Linked DNA regions of Mus musculus: all the other regions are linked to region 3. Evidence: chromatin loops called from intact Hi-C (ENCODE). Cell type or tissue: gastrocnemius. All regions are shown on one strand. Each heading gives the region's core, and the rest is flanking DNA. Links, peaks and the distances in the headings are about the cores only.

Region 1 (5,058 bases), core at 477-4,476, 66 kb before region 3:
AGGGCAAATCATATATCATCATATATTTAAGTGATAAATCAGATTACACTTAAAAATCAAAATTAAGAAAAAAAATCAGTTGACCTGGCAGGCAGAAGTATACATAGCTCTTTTTGTTTTTCCCCTTGAGACAGTGTCTCACTATGTTGTCCTGGAACTGGCTATAGATCAGGGTAGCCTTGGATTCACAGAGATGGACTTGCCTCTGGCTCCCACTTGATGGGATTAAAGGCAGATGCCACCACCCACACTCCTGGTTTAGGAAGGGGTGGTGGAGGATCCTGAATTCATGAGGACGAGACTGTTCAGCTCCTTGGGTTTACAGCCCACCACAGGCACATGACTCTCACTCTTAAGTTCTAATTTCTCCCATGCTTGGATCTGTGTCTCAATTTCTAGAATCTAGGGAGTCCTCTTGCCACTGAGTGCTGAGCCCTCTGTTCTTATCTTATGTGTATCTGAAAGCATTCCCTGCTCTCAACAGACTTCTATAAAGTTCTTTTTTTCCCCCCTTCCCTTTTCCCTCTTGCTCTGGCCCCGCTCTCTCAGGCCCCCTTATATAAAGTTCTTATAACACAATACAGCATTCTGAGAAACTACGCAATTGTCACTGTGGAGATGACTCAGGGGTTCAAATGCTTGCTGGGCTTGCATGAGGACCAAAGTTTGGTTCTGATTACAACAGTGAGAAGTATTCGGGGACATTCCTTATGTAGGTTCTCCAGAACCTACATAAAGATCCAGACAGGCCTTGTAGCCTGCCTGTGATCTCAGCAGCAAGGAGATGGGGATGGATCCCTGGGGCAATCTGGCCGGTTGGACTAGCCAAATCAGCAGTCGCTGGGCCACAGAGATAAATAAAGTGGAGAACAATTGAAGAAGATACCAGATATCACCCTTTGGCCTCCATACGCCTGTAGGCAATCGTGCCTGTGTGAGCGTGTGCGCGCGCACACGCACGCGCGCGCACACACACACACACACACATGCATAGACATATGCAGAACACATGACACATACATACAAAGCAAAACAATTCAAGGGAGCCAAGCCCAACACTACCCAGTCTTTCAGTAGTTCCTTGTTCCTTAAAATTTTATTTTCATGTAATCTAATCTTCAAATGTCAGGAAAAAACGCTTTTCAACTGTCTCCTTGATTCTAGATAGTCTTTGATGTCTCATAAAATAAAAATATATTTAGTCCTTCCCTGAAATCAAGTTTCTAACTGAAAAAACAAAAAACAAAAAACAAACAAACAAACAAACAAAAAAACCCTGTTGCTCCACATTTCCCCTAACGAGGGGCTGGAGAGATGGCTCAGCAGTTAAGAGCATTGGCTGCTCTGCCAGAGGACCTGGCTGAGCTCAGCACTCTCAGAGCCATCTGTAACTCTAGTTTCAGGGGATCTGATGACTCTTCTGACCTTTGAGTGCTTCTGTACACATGTGATACGCACACAGACACTCAGGGATACACACATACATGTAAAATAACACAGATATTTAAAAGGCACGCAATGAGAAGATCTACTAGTGATAGAAGTGACTGGATTGTGCTGACATTGCATTCCTGGGCTAACCTCCACAGGGTCATGATGTACCACTCTTTGTCAAAGATTCTTTTTTGCTGGATTTAGGTTATTAGAATTTTATTGAAGATTTCTGGATATAGAATGGTTTAAACATCAAGGTAATGGTGTGTGTGTGTGTGTGTAATCTGTGAGTGTGTGATATGTATATGTGTGTGTGTCTGTTCTGAGTGTGTATGTGTGTGTATACATGTGTGTGTGATCTGTGTGTGTGTCTGATTTCAGTGTGTGTATCTGATCTGGGTCTGAGTGTATGTGTGTGTCTGATCTGAGTGTGTATGTATATGTATATATATATGTGTGTGTGTCTGATCTGAGTATGTGTGTCTGATCTGTGTGTGAGTGCATGTGTGTATCTGATTTGTGTGTGTGATGTGTGTATGTGTGTCTCCTGTAAGGGCAGCAAGAGCTTGTAGTCTCTGAGCTGTCAGTCTAGACTGCACATCGTCTTTAAGAAGCATATGGTCTTCTTCACAAGCGCTCATTGTTCTACATGTATGTGGATCGGTATTCCATGTTAGCTCACATGTGTCCACTTAAGGAAATCTACATTTCCTGCAAAGTGGAACTACAAGTTGGATGTGACAAACTCTCTTATATTTTATTTTGTTACCTGAAAATATCTTTTATTTTGCCTTTGTTTTCACAAAAACAAACTCTCTATCTCTATATGTATGTGTTTGCATGTGTATGTGTATAAGAGTATTTTTCTTGGATATAAGCATTAGTATGCTGATTGACATCTCTTTTCTTTCAACATTTCCAGCCTCCCTGCCTCCCATCTCTCTGGTGAAAAGGCAGCTGCTGGTCTTCTTGCAGATCTTTCCTCTGGGATAAGTTAGTTGTCTCCGCTGCTTTGAAGACTTTTCTTTTGTCTTTGTCTTTCAATATTTTTTATTATGATGAATCTGGCTGTGTGTTTTATTTGTGGTGCATCCACGTATATACATGTGTGTGCACGCGCGGGTATTATCTTTAATGTGTGCATGCATGGGTATCTGTGCATGCATGTGTGTTCATGAATGTGTCTGTGGCTGTCTTTTATTGGACATTCACAGAGGTCCATTTAGTCCTAGAAAGGGAAGGGAAATTCTATCAAGTCAGTGACATCATTTTTGGCCTTGCTCAATGAGGAGGAATTTCCCTGGTGGAGAATAAGAGGAACTTGAGGCAGAGAATAAGGCTCCCAGGAAGACCGCGTGTTCACACATAATTTCTCTTGTAGGTCAAATAAGCTGGGAGTCAAATAATGCATATTTTGTGGTTGGTTTAGTAGGGAGAACAATGAAGGTCATGTTCCTTCTTTCAGGAAGTTGAGTTTCTATCTGAAAACACAAAATTAGAACAGCAATGAGCCTGCAATGCAGTAAAATGTCACCAAAGCCCGAGAGTCAGAGTGTAGGTGCTACAGGGATGCTCAGTGGCCTGGAGTACATGGAGCGGTAAGGAACACCTCACCCAGAGGGCAGGCAGATGGAGCCTCCAGGGAACAGAAACAAACCTCCAGCTGTTTGCATCACAAACACTGGTCAAGGAGATAACAGGATGGAAGTCAAAACTTATGGTGGAGGCACACATGTAGAATCCTTGTTGTGGGCATTATAGTAATGGGGCCAGTTACAAGCTCTGGGGTCAATCTATTTCACTTATAAATCAATCAGTCATCAATCAATCAATCAGTCAGTGAATTTCCTTTATCCTCTTTCTCTCCACAGGAGAGAGGTAAGAGCACAGATGTGTGTATAGCAGATAAGATCCAGTAGCTGATAGGCTGCTTCGTCAGTTGTACCCCGCCTCTCCCCAAGGCTCTACTTACAACATCACGTTCCCAGACGCAGCGGCCACGTGCCTTGGGAACTTACCTGTTTCTTGTCTGAGTGGCTTAGACAGGAATAAGTAGAGATTCCTGGCACAAAAGAGTTAGACTCAACCAAGGATGACAAATATAACTTTATATATAACAGCTAATACTGTTAAAATATTACAACTTAAGTTTAGGTTCGGTTGAACTTTACATTGGCCTCACATTCAGAGGAAACCAATGTTTAGTTAATAATTCTTCTTTCTGCCTGTGTTCCTCAACACTGTTTTCCTGTCCCTGGAGGCAACTAACACTGCAGTCTCTTGAGTTTCTTCCCAGAAATAGCTGTGTGCAGACAAGAAATTACACATACATTCTTATCTTTAAAATTTTTTTGCCTAAAATGTCTTATTGTTTGAGAACTTTATACACTTTATATATTTGTAATATGCTTTAATCCAATACCTCCCCTCCAATTACTCCCCTATTCTACAATGCCCCCCACCACTTCATGTGCTTTGTACTCATTGAGTCTACTTTTCCATGCCTTTATGGGCATGTGTTTAGGACCATCTACTGGAGCACACATCCCTCTGAGAACACATCCCTTAATCTGCCAGCAGCCATCAGTTGTTGATAGCGCCTAAGCTAGGGGTGGGGCTTCATCTGCCCATCCTCTATCCTTGCTGGGATTTTGGTTGACTTATCTTGCACAGATCTTGAGCATGTAGTTATGGCTGCTGTGAGTTTAGGTGTGCACAGCTCTGTCATGCCCAGAACACACAGTTTTGCCACAGGTGTCTACAACCTCTGTCTCTTACAATCTTTTCACCTTTCCTACTACAACAATCCCTGAGCTTTGGGTGTGTGACGTCTCATTTAGAGCTGAATACTTTACTGTCTCTTGTTCTCCAAACATCAACCAGTTGTGCGTTTCTGTATTAATCTCCATCTACTGCAAGAAGAAACTTCTCTGAAAAGAGTTGAAAGATGCCCTATGCTATGGGTACAAGGACAGAGGGGACAGATAATTTCTACATCCATTTAGGACAGGAATCATATTAGGTTCTCACTAATCTAGCAGCTGTGGTGGTCAGTGTTTATGTCAGCTTGACAGAAGGCAGCAAGATCTTCTGGGAAGAAGAAATTTTAAGAGAGAAAGGACCTCCATCAAATTAGTCTGCACCCAAGTCTGTAAGGCCTTTTCTTAATCGGTAATTGATGTGGGATAGCACATCTGTCATCCCCTAGGTGAATGGTCCAGCTATGTATGAGAAAACAAACCAAGCAAGCCAGCAGAAGCAAGCCAGGAATCAGTATTCATCCTCCACGGCCTCTGCATCAGTTCTTACAGACAGGTTCCTAGCCTGAGTTCCTGCCCTGACTTCCATCAATGATCAACTGTGGTGTGGAAGTGTGAGAGAAATAAACCCTTTCCTTCCTGTCTCATTAAAGCAACAGAAACCCTAAGACAGCAGCCATTGGTTTGGAGCCCAGTTGATGGTACTAGGTATGAGTTCCATTTTGTAGAGAATCCTCTAAATCCACTCAGAGAGTAGTTCATTGCTCAACAACATTCATGACACGATTGCAACAGTATTTCCATTTCAGTGTGTGTGTAATATGGATATATATATATCTGTTTTAGCTATATCTGCAGTGAAAGT
Region 2 (5,058 bases), core at 477-4,476, 71 kb before region 3:
AATATCAGCAGCATTTTGATTATTGATCTGTTCAGGTTTTAAACTTGTACATATAGATTAGATTCAGCAGCAGCACTCTAACTCAGCTTTGTCTCTTTGGCTCTAGGCATATAGGAAACAGGCATGCTCCAAGGTCATGCCTAGGCTGTCCACGAGCACCTTTCAAATATTCAGGAATCCATCAAACGAGTCACCCAATGGCACTGGCCATCTCCACAGTTCAATGTCTTCTGCTATGGCCGTGTTGACCACAAAGGCTGCACAAGGTGGAAGGAAACGGTGACTCACAAAAGTTGTCCTCTGATCGTCCATGGGGGTTTCAATACATATGCACCAGCATTCACATAAACACACAATAATTAATATAATGATAATAATAACAATAATACATTAAAACATGAATTTAAAAATAATACATGTCTATGGCCATACCACCCTGAACATGCCTGATCTCATCTGATCTCGGAAGCTAAGCAGGGTCGGGCCTTGTTAGTACTTGGATGGGAGACCGCCTGAAAATACCAGGTTCTGTAGGCTTTTTAAAAACAAACAAACAAACAAACACAAACAAACAAACAAAAAGACACTCTCTGTATCTTTAAGGGATGACAGGTAGACTTTCTAAGCATCTAAGGATAGAAGTTCATCAATTTAGACAGGAAAAACTATATATATATGTATTTTTTTTTTTTTAGTAAACTTCAAATGTTTTGTACATTTCCAATAGATTACTTTTAGTTTTTTTTCAAGTTGAAAACTGGCATTTCCTTCATTTAGGAACATGATCAGCCAGCTACAGGGGAGGATAGTGGCAGGCAGCTCAGAGATCATTGATCACCTGTTTGCCGCATATGTCTCGAGATGTTGTTTATATTCATTCTTACTTTCCAATTGTTAGATTTTATTATTTGAAATATTAATAAAGAAGTACATATATTATTTTGAGGGGCCTAGAGAGATGGCTTAACATCTAAGAACATTTTCTGCTGTTCTTCCAGAGGACCAGAGTTCAGTTCCCAGCACCTACACTGGGAGGCTTATAACCACCTGCATCATCTCCAGGAGATGTGACACTCTTGCCTGACCTCCATGAATACTGTATGGACATGAGCACACCTCACATCACACACACACACATCATATACACCTATAACACATACATCACACACACATGACACACATGACACACACACCACACTCATATCACATATCACACACATCACAGAAATTACACACATCACACACATTGCATCACACATACATATACATCACACACATCTCACTCATATCACACATCACACACACATCAGACACATTACACACATCACACATATCACATCGCACATACACATCACACACATATCACATACATCACCTCATTCATATACATATACATCACACACACATCACATAAAATTAAAATGTTACCAAAAATAAATCTTTAAAAATAAATAAAAATATTTTCAGGATTATGTTTCAGTATATGCTTTCCCTTGCATTCCTACGCACTTCATTAGTTTTCAAACGTCTTTTCCCCAATAAGGTGTCAACACAAAACACAGCTCTCACTTCAAAAGTGGTAAGAGGTAGTTTGTTCTGGAGGGAAGCAGGAGTGAGCGTCGCTGGAGGACTCAGTCAGGTCTCCACAAATTCCACATTCCAGCGAGGCAGCATTTTCAGGAGTTGATTGTAGTAACAGAACAAAGAAAGTCATGAATCAAGACACTTTTCAAGCCGGGCGTGGTGGCGCACGCCTTTAATCCCAGCACTTGGGAGGCAGAGGCAGGCGGATTTCTGAGTTCGAGGCCAGCCTGGTCTACAGAGCGAGTTCCAGGACAGCCAGGACTACACAGAGAAACCCTGTCTCAAAAAAACAACAACAACAAAAACAAAACAAAACAAACAAACAAACAAACAAAAAAGACACTTTTCAGATGCAGGTGGGCTTGGTGGAGCACACCAGGTAAGCGGGTTATATCTGAATGGGGAGAGCTCTGCTACAAGCCTTGGATGCTGTGAGATGGCACTGTTAGCCCAGCCTATTGATTGGTAGAAATTAGGGTTTTGTTAGGTTGATACATTCCAAAGGGGTTTTATTTGTCACAAGGTGTTGGGTTAGATACAGAGGTGAGCAAACTATGACTATGTAGTAGGCTAATGATGGCCCAGGATACATTGTAATTAGGCTCTGGATCTGCAACATTCCAACCCCTCCAGGTCACTGGTGTTCTAATCTACTGATCAGCTGATCAGCCCTTGCAAAAACCAGCTTTTCTCCAGGAATTCTCATGTATGAAGGGGTCTCTAGACTTTCCAGGCTGCTCCGGGAGTCTGTAGTGCTGAGTTTAAGGAGCCTTTTCTTAGATTGTTAAGGAATTATAAGGAATGTCCCCGAATACTTCTCACCGTTGTAATCCTATGATTACAACGTTTAAGTTAAGAGTCTTACCCTCTTGAGCCCTAAATGGATGTCTTCACCAAACCTCTCCCCTCGGGGTCAGGGATCTGTGTGGAAGAGGAGGCAGAAAGATGGCAAGGGCCAGAGGTGGTCACTGACGCCAAGAAACAGTGTCTTCCAAACACAACAGACAGAGGCACACATGAACTCCCTGTGGCAGCAGAAGATCCAGCAGGGTCTTCGCAGGTTCAAGGCAGATGGGGGTCCCAGTACTTAGAGAGAGAGAGGAGTGTCCATGGCCTCCCTCCTACCCCTAACTAAGAAGCTATTTACAACTGATAGCTGCTGACAAAGGAAAATTTAGTGTTCCCAAATGGAGTCTTTCTGGGTATACTAACCACAGGAGGGACAGCCCCACTCCAGCAGGAGAGGGCCAACACTAATCAAACTCAGCAGCATTTTTGTAGACTTTTTGTCTCATTTTGTTTTGTTTGGGCTTTTTGGTCTTATTGGTCTTTTGCTTGATTATTTTGTTTTCCATTTTTGTGAGTTTTTTTTTTTTTTTTTTTTTTTGGTTTGGTACATGTGTTTATAAAGTGTTTTTTTGGTACACGTGAATATAGAGTTAGGCGGATGGATGTTGGGGTCAAAGAGTCACCCCACAGACCCACAAACCAATCTCAGTCAGACAGGGATGGTTTATTGAACACTCACCCTAAGACTGATTGATCAGGGCTGTAGTTCAGAATTCACGGCTGAGGCTCTGACCCCTGACCATCTTTCTCTGTCAGTTTATAAAGGCTAAACCTGCAAAAAAAACACAGTGAGCTCATAGGCAGGTACAGGAAGTGCTGCCTGCCTGGTGGTCAGCCCTGAGTCAAGCCCTTTTTGACATCAGAGTTCATACTGACCTTTAATTTGATGGGTCCTATGTAAAGCTCCATGGAATTTCTTAAGATTGACGAACCTCATACAGAAGATAGCAGGGTATGTGGTCAGCATGACCCTGCTCGGAGTCAGGGTATTTTTCTGTGTCAATGACTGACAGGTATGTTACAGCAGCAATATTAAATAGCTGGCAGGCATGAACAAAATGGCTACAGCTATGCTGGGGGAGGGGAGCACCGGCCCTCATCAGTAGGGAAATGGGGAGGACCTGGGAAGAATTGCAGGAGAGTAAAATCATAATCAACATGTATTGTATAAATTTTTTCAATTAAAAGAATAAAAGAAAAAAGATCAATTTGAAAAAGAGGGGATGGGGGTACATAAGAGGGTCTGAAAGGAGGAAACGGAGGGGAAGATAATGTAATTATATTATAATTCACCAAAGATGAAAAAAGGACTCAGGTGACCAGGAGAACGGTGCTTTCTAGGACCCATCCATTTGCATAGATTTTCACTGGCTTCTGAGTCGCCATGTTGGAGTTGTATCCTCTAAAAAGAGGTTGCAGCTTTACCTGCTGGCTGCTGAGGTTGTGACATTTCTGGAAACAGGATCCTGCAGATGTAGCCAAGTTTCGATGACGCCATACTAGAGTAGATGAATCCTGCAGCCGTGGTCTTTATAAGCGTAACCAAGCAGATCCAGTAACGGCTGTCCTGTGAGAGGTAGAGAAAAGACACACGGACCATCGGAGGCAGACATTGAAACTAGCACGTGACATCAGAGGCAGACATTGAGATGATGCAGATAACAATCAAGGGGCATAAAGTGTTCCTGCTCATGGCTTAAAGCTAAAGAGAGGCAAGGAAGGAGTCAGATTGGCCAGAGAAAGAGGGAAAGAGGAAGCTGATGCGAGGATCTCAGACTTCCGGTCTCCAGAATTGGGAGAAGAAACTTCAGTTGTCTTAAGTCATGAAGATTTTAGTACCAGCCTGGAGCTGCAGCGACAGGGTAGAACACCTATTGAGCATGCAGACAGTCCTGGGCTTACCCTCAGGGTTCAACAAAACCAAGAAAGATTGTAGGGGCGGGCAAGAGATATAGATGAGTGCTCAGCAGTTAGGAGCACTGACTGCTCTTCCAGAGGTACTGGGTTCAATTTCCAGCAACCACATGGTGACTCACAACCATCTGTACTGGGGTCCGATGCCCTCTTCTACGGTGTGTCTGAAGACAGCTACAGTGTGCTCATATAAATAAAAATAAATAAACCTTAAAAAAAAAAAAGATTGTCGGGGCTAGTGAGATGGCTCAGCAGGTAAAGGCGCTTGCCTCCAAGCCTGCCAATCTAAGTTTGATCCCCAGGACCTAATGTCCTCTGATCTCCACGAGTGTGTTGTGGCATGTGTGGTGCGCGCACACACTCACACACCCACAGCACACACACAGAGAATAAATAAATCAATGAAAAACATTTTTTTTAAAAAAAAATGTAGCAGTCTATTTCTATAGCTGTTGAGAACGAATCCAGTGTGTATCAGCTTCTCTAGTTACAGGGGGTCAGATCCCAGCTGACATCATGGACCGGATCGGGTGACTCTGTGAGCCTCATTTCTAGTAGGGCTTGACCAAGGGCCAGAATCTGGTCTGAGATGAGCATTGATTATTACACACCATCTGGTTGTGGGGAAGGAAGGAAATATATAACTTCCACCCACGTCCAACTGGTGAATCCTAGAAGACACCAAAAACAGCTGCACAATTGTTGGGCCCT
Region 3 (5,938 bases), core at 1,153-5,152:
GGGTCCTCCCTCTCCCCATGATGATAGGTTCCTTGTGCTTGGGGGTCCCGGCGATTCTCAGTTTATCAACCTCATTGACTCTGGAAAATCCCTGTCATCATCATTATTAATAATAGTAATATTAGCAGCAACAGCAGCATTGTATCAGAACCCTGGGGTGGTAGGGGTTGACTCCAGAGCCTCCCACATCCTGGGCTAGTATCCTTCCAGTGAGCTGTGTCCTTAGCCCTCTTCCTATTTAAAAAAAAAAAAAAATTGAGCTAAGATCAAAGTTGCCCAAGCTGACCTTGAACTCACTCTGTAACCTAGGCTGCCCCTTCCCCCTCCCCCCTCAGCCTCCCTCCTGGGAATTCCAGTCTGTACCACCTGGCTGGGCTCAGCAATTATTTATCATCATAGTTATTGTTTTCTTTAAATGTCACATGGCTCCAGGTCAACTGTGGTTTAATTTTAAACAGACTTATGATCATTTAGCTCATGCTACAGAAGGTGTGTTCGTAGAGTGGTGGTGCGGTACATAAGAACCAACCAAGGCGAAGTACCTGGACATGCTTACTGCGCATGTTCTATCTGCTAACGTCTCATTGGCCAGAGCTAATCACATGACCATGCCCAGTCCTAATGAAGGGTGAGGACTCTTCCACCCGCAGAAAGCTGAGGAGGGGCGTGGGTATGGGATGTGAACAGTAATGCAAGGGGTCACAGCCTTTCATTCTTGTGTGATTCTGGGTTTGGTCCCAGGAAACAGTGTTTGATGGAAAATGAATCACTTCGGTATCAGATCTGGCATCAAATCCTAGTTTTGCCACAAATTATGATATGATAGCATATTACCAAGACTTTATGCTTTTTCATTTATAGAATGGGAATAATACCATCTGCTTATATGAGTATTGAGGGCTTCAGTCCACATGACACACAGAGAAATATTCAGGACAAACCAGCTTTCGATGAATATCAACTGCCCTTTTTCTTTTTTAGAATTCCAGATGCATTTCCTGAAGACACTGGCTCTAGATGGTGAAATAATCTGGAAGAACATGGCAGCCTCTATCATAATGACCAATTTAAAGAGTCACTACATAGTCAGGGCTGGGAATTAGAATTGGGAACAGAGAACTGGATGTGGAAGGATCAAGTGTCCTGGTGGGAGACAAGTCCCGTTGTTGGGAGCATCCTAGGGCAACCATGGAGGGTGTTAATCCCTGCTGTGGCAAAAGGAGCCCATGTCCCTCTTCTCCTGGAAGTGGGATTTTTACTTAGTGTTGAGTCGGGTAGTGCACTGGGCCCTCTGTGTGAGTAATTTCTTCCTTTGTAAGCTCAGCCAGAGCTCAAAACGCTGCTCATATGTTTGTAAAGTTGGACATGCTAGCGTTCACTTCTTGGAAGGCCCCCGTAGAGCTGGCGGTGAGGTCTGTACTTGTTTAGAAGCTGCAGCTGCTGGTATGGCCAGGGATACCATCTTTATGGCTACCCATTGGGTTCTCAAAGCTGGTGGGTCCAAGGTAGAGGTTTGGGAACTCTTCGGGAAGACTTATCATATTAGTGTCTGAAGCAAGCTCTATTTCTGTTTTAGCTTCTATTCTTGCTTTATCATTAAAAAAAAAATCTGAAATAATGACTATAGATGTATAAAGTTAGATCAGAGTAAAAGTTGGCGTCTGTCATCATCCATCATGAAAATGTAATAATTTTGACATTGAAGCTGCTTAGTTCAGGCACGGAACTGGTCGTCAGAGCTGACAGCGTAATGCTTCAGGTGGTTTGAGATCCCAGGCTCTTCAGGTTTGTAAATTCAAGCAGCCAGGGCTAGCCTGATCACGTGGGCTGCAAGCCATGCTCAGTGCTGCGTGATCCCGCTTCATCAAGCCAGAGCATCTCACTGGACCAAACCACTGCAGCTTGCGTTTAAAACTTTCATCTGATATGATACATACCACCCAAAGTCCCAACGGCTTAGAGCCTCTCCTTGTCCAATGGAGTGAAAAGGGGCAACAAGGCTTGTCTTTTATTTCTGGGCTCCTCTCATTAGGCAGCTGTCAGCAATCAGCCCTGAAGTAGCTCTTCCCGCTGAGCCTGTTCTGTGCGCTGACACACTCAACATAGCTGAGTCATCTTAGTTACCGGTCCAGTTTACAGAGGAGGAGAAAAAACGATAGATAGGTTCTGCTGTGACCATCACTAGACCTTGCTTGCCAGATAGACGGAAGAGATTATGTAAGGAGCACATTAAGAGGAAAGGGCCATAGCACAAGGCTGTAGTAAAAGGCCACGACGCTTTGCAGGGTACATTTTGTTTGTATCTGGTACTTTGAGTGAATTGGAACTTAAAAAAAAAAATCTGCTCTGGGGCCAGGAAGACCACTCAGCAGGTGGAGGTGCTTGCTGCCAAGTCTGAGGGCCTGGGTTCAAGTCCTAGGACATACGTGGTGGAAGTTGCCCTCTGACCTTCATGCACATATGTATGCTTACACGCACATATAATAAACAAAATGCAAAAGCCTTTTTAAAAAGAAGCACAAGAGCTGTAAAAAAAAAACTGGTAGTCTATTTTTGAAATTTTCTTTTTTTGTTTGTTTTGGCAGAGGGGGAGAAAGCGTGAGCTAAGACTACGGGTTTTAAAACTACATTTTATTTACTTGAACATCATCAGGTTGCTATGTTTAAAGGAGCAGTCCTGCTCTTGGCAGACACACGTGATCTTTAATTAGACTCTGAGTCTCGTGGCCCATCACTCAGGCCTGGCACCATGCCTCTCTGTTTCCATTCTCCAGTTTAATTTAGAAGTGCCGGGTGGTGCCTTTCGGTAGCTGTTTCTGTCGGCAGCAAGAGGCTCTCTCAGAATTACCTTTTCTCTGCCTGAAATTGAGCTTAATTCAGTGAATGTGGCCGAACAGTCCTTCTGAGCTGTTGCCACGTGATGGTTTAACAGGCGGAGGTCTGTATGACCTCCCCTCCCCCCCAGACTCCACCCCTCTTGCCTGATTGGCACCTTGAATTTCTTGTCATCGCTTAAGGCGGGCCCCTGGTTAGTAAGGATTTATTAAGCATCTGCTGTAGGATTTAAAATCTCACTGGGGTGAAGCTGAAGAAATCAAAAGAAATGGACAACAAGACTCTGAACCCAGGGGCACCAGACTCTCCGAGCGTCCATGTCTGCTTCTGCTCTGATTTATGTTGCTCCTTTCTCCATTCCCCCAAGAGTCAAAGTAACATAAGAACTCCCCACCCCTACCTCCCTCTCATCCACCGTTAGTTCACACCTTTGAAGATCTCATGGACGCTCAGGCTTTGCACCCTCACAAAGAGTGAGCCCCTATGGTTAGGGACACCCCACCCCTACTCCCGTATTCCTGTCTCCATCTTAGGCTCCAGCCCTGGACTCCTTGTTTAGTTCGAGGTTCTTAGCTGCAGTGTGGCCTGTTCACCTGATACCAGACAGGGGTAAGATCAGTTCTGGGCTTAGCTCAGCCATTGCAATCAACCTCTGATCTAACCGAGTAGGTCCAAGCATCCTGTAGGCATAGCTTAACAACACACAAGATGTGGAGAAATTCATCAAAAGTCTTAAAATTTAAACCGAGTTGCCTGGGGAAAGAGAGCTAGTGTGAATTCTGATTATATTTGAATAAGCTTGCTATGATTTCAAAGCTGAGAGAGGCCTCTAGATATGTAAAAGTTGAGAGCTTTGCTGGGCTCCAGGATATTCAGGGATAGAAAAAGGGAATTCTCAAAAAGTCTATTTTAAAACAGTCTATTTGGAGGTATTAGCCAATTATCAAGGGTGCTTTAGTTATAAAAAAAATCGATAAACAAAATTCCATCCTTAAGGCTATCATAGTTATCTTAGCCAGTTTGCTATTGCTATAGTGGAATACCTGAGGCTGGGTACTTTTAAAAACTAGTGAAGACAGCAATAACAGCAGTGACAAATCCAGAAGAGCTACTTAGCTCACACCTTTGAAGATTGAAAGCTCAGACAGGGTGAGCCTGACTCGAGGGAAGGCCCCTTCACTACATCTCATCATGGCAGGAATACGTTTACTCTTCCTGTTTTCCATGCGCTCAGGTCTCCGCCGTCAGCTCACCAGTACCGCCAGAGAGCCCGGGGAACATGATTATCAGCAAGGGGTGTTCCTCCCCAGAATAGGAATGGTTAATTCAGGTTTACTAAATGTCTTAGTTCGGGTTTTACTGCTGTGAACAGACACCATGACCAAGGCAAGTCTTGTAAGGACAATATTTAATTAGGGCTGGCTTACAGGTTCAGAGGTTCAGTCCAATATCAAGGTGAGAGCATGGCAGCGTCCAGGCAGACATGAGAGTTCCACCTCTTGTCCTGAAGGCAGCTAGGAGAAGACTGGCTTGCAGGTAGCTAGGATGAGGGTCTTAAAACCCACACCCACAGTGACACACCTACAAGGCCACACCTCTCAACAGTGCCATTCCCTGGATCATCAAAGTAAGTGAATGGGGGACAGTGAGAAGACATCCCCTTTGCATTTTACAGTGTTCTGTTTACAAGAAGAGTAGGGGACCAGTAGACAGTCACACACCTCACTTAGAACCCAAACTGCCCATCCTGTATATGTAGAATTCCTCCTGAGAGAAGAGAAATGCCCATTATGAAACAGACACACTCCCTGCCCTCAAGAAAGTGTAGATTCTCTCCCAAAATGTTGGGATGACTCTCTGTTTGTTTTAAATTAGCTAATGCGTGATTTCTATAGCGTGAGACTGAATGAAGCTGCACAGTGCCTCAGTTATTAGGGCCTCAAATCCAGATCCAGCCAGCACTATATTTTAACATGCATCACACCACTAAGAATGCTTTCATTAAAGTTAGACTACTGATTATTACCACTTTCTACCCTATATGGATACAATGTGGCCCCTTTTTATCAGACCTAAACAGTAACTTTAGGTCTCTGAGAGATTTTCTTTCTCTCTCTCTCTCTCTCTCTTTCTTTCTTTCTTTGTAAACTATTTTATTGATTCTTTGAGAATTTCATCCAGTGTGTTTTAAACATGTTCACCCCAGCTTCTCCCAGGTCCACCTCCACCTCACCAATGCTACAATTTTGTATCACCTTAAAAAAAAAGGTGATACAAGTCCAATTTGTGTGGCCTGTATAGAGTCAATCACAGGAGTTCAACCGATCTACCAGCAGCCACACCTTTGAACTGCAAACTGAATCTCCCTACCCTAGAGGCCATCACCTGTCCTTAGTACTTCAGTAAGGGGTGGGGTTTTATACGCCCCTCCCCCTTCAGGATGGGATACCAGCTTGATTGCTTGATCGCTCCATGTACCAGTGATTGGCGTGCATGCTCTCTTCAGCAATAGGGCTTTGCCATCAAGTTCTAATGGGCAATGAAGAGCAACAGCAAGCTCCTGTATTATGTTCAGGGGTTTCTGGCCAACAACTAGAGGGAGGTAATCCATACCCAGCACTGAGCTTTTTATGTTGCAACCTATAGCTTTTGGGAGGAGCAAAATCTTCTTTGTAGAGTAATTCCAATTAAATTCTTCTATATGGAATGAGTGTGTGTGTGTGTCTTGTAATTCAGTAAGTCTCCAATGTGGTTTTTCCTAACATCCTTGGTGTTCATTTTCCTTCCCCCAATCCACTCCTCTGCCCCCCCTCCCATCCCACCCACTGGAACCCCCTCTCATTATTCCCCCTTGGTCTCTTGGAAACTTTATACTTTTATCACAGTTTATAATTTTAAAAGTGTATTAGTTTCTGAAAAGAAAACTATTTGCTCACCTTTCCTGGTGTATAGAACACCTTTTCATGGTTATAATGAGGTCTTTTTTCACATCTTCATGGCCAAACAAGAGTTTAGGGTTCAAGCCACAGTAAACTTGCCACTCTGCTGGGCCAGACCTTCATTTAGGAGCCCTGAGGATGGAAAAGGCCACATAGGGACTGGG

The links. Hi-C counts contacts between places; a loop is a spot of excess contacts. Peaks named below come from ENCODE experiments on the same cell type or tissue, not always from the same donor. Only the 100,000 strongest peaks of a DNase experiment are listed, where the experiment ranks them.
Region 1: it touches region 3 in a loop (2.3-fold over the local background); 2 of 42 quality-filtered maps call a loop at or near these places.
Region 2: a loop joins it to region 3, with 2.9 times the contacts of the local background. A loop is called at or near these places in 2 of 42 quality-filtered maps.

The regions. Positions count from the first base shown.
Region 1 is chr1:37,010,444-37,015,501 of GRCm38, forward strand. No RefSeq gene overlaps it. Among named protein-coding and RNA genes, the nearest start is that of Vwa3b, 16 kb to the right of the region's middle. In gastrocnemius, for the core only: a CTCF peak has its summit at 2,751; no DNase peak of the experiment used is centred there; H3K4me3 peaks cover 810 bases; H3K27ac peaks cover 2,844 bases.
Region 2 is chr1:37,005,021-37,010,078 of GRCm38, forward strand. It overlaps the pseudogene n-R5s210. Among named protein-coding and RNA genes, the nearest start is that of Vwa3b, 22 kb to the right of the region's middle. In gastrocnemius, for the core only: no CTCF peak of the experiment used is centred there; no DNase peak of the experiment used is centred there; H3K27ac peaks cover 1,831 bases.
Region 3 is chr1:37,075,386-37,081,323 of GRCm38, forward strand. The region is part of intron 7 of Vwa3b (von Willebrand factor A domain containing 3B); the gene reads left to right. Among named protein-coding and RNA genes, the nearest start is that of Gm39626, 32 kb to the left of the region's middle. In gastrocnemius, for the core only: no CTCF peak of the experiment used is centred there; a DNase peak (open chromatin) is centred at 2,759; H3K4me3 peaks cover 765 bases; H3K27ac peaks cover 3,481 bases.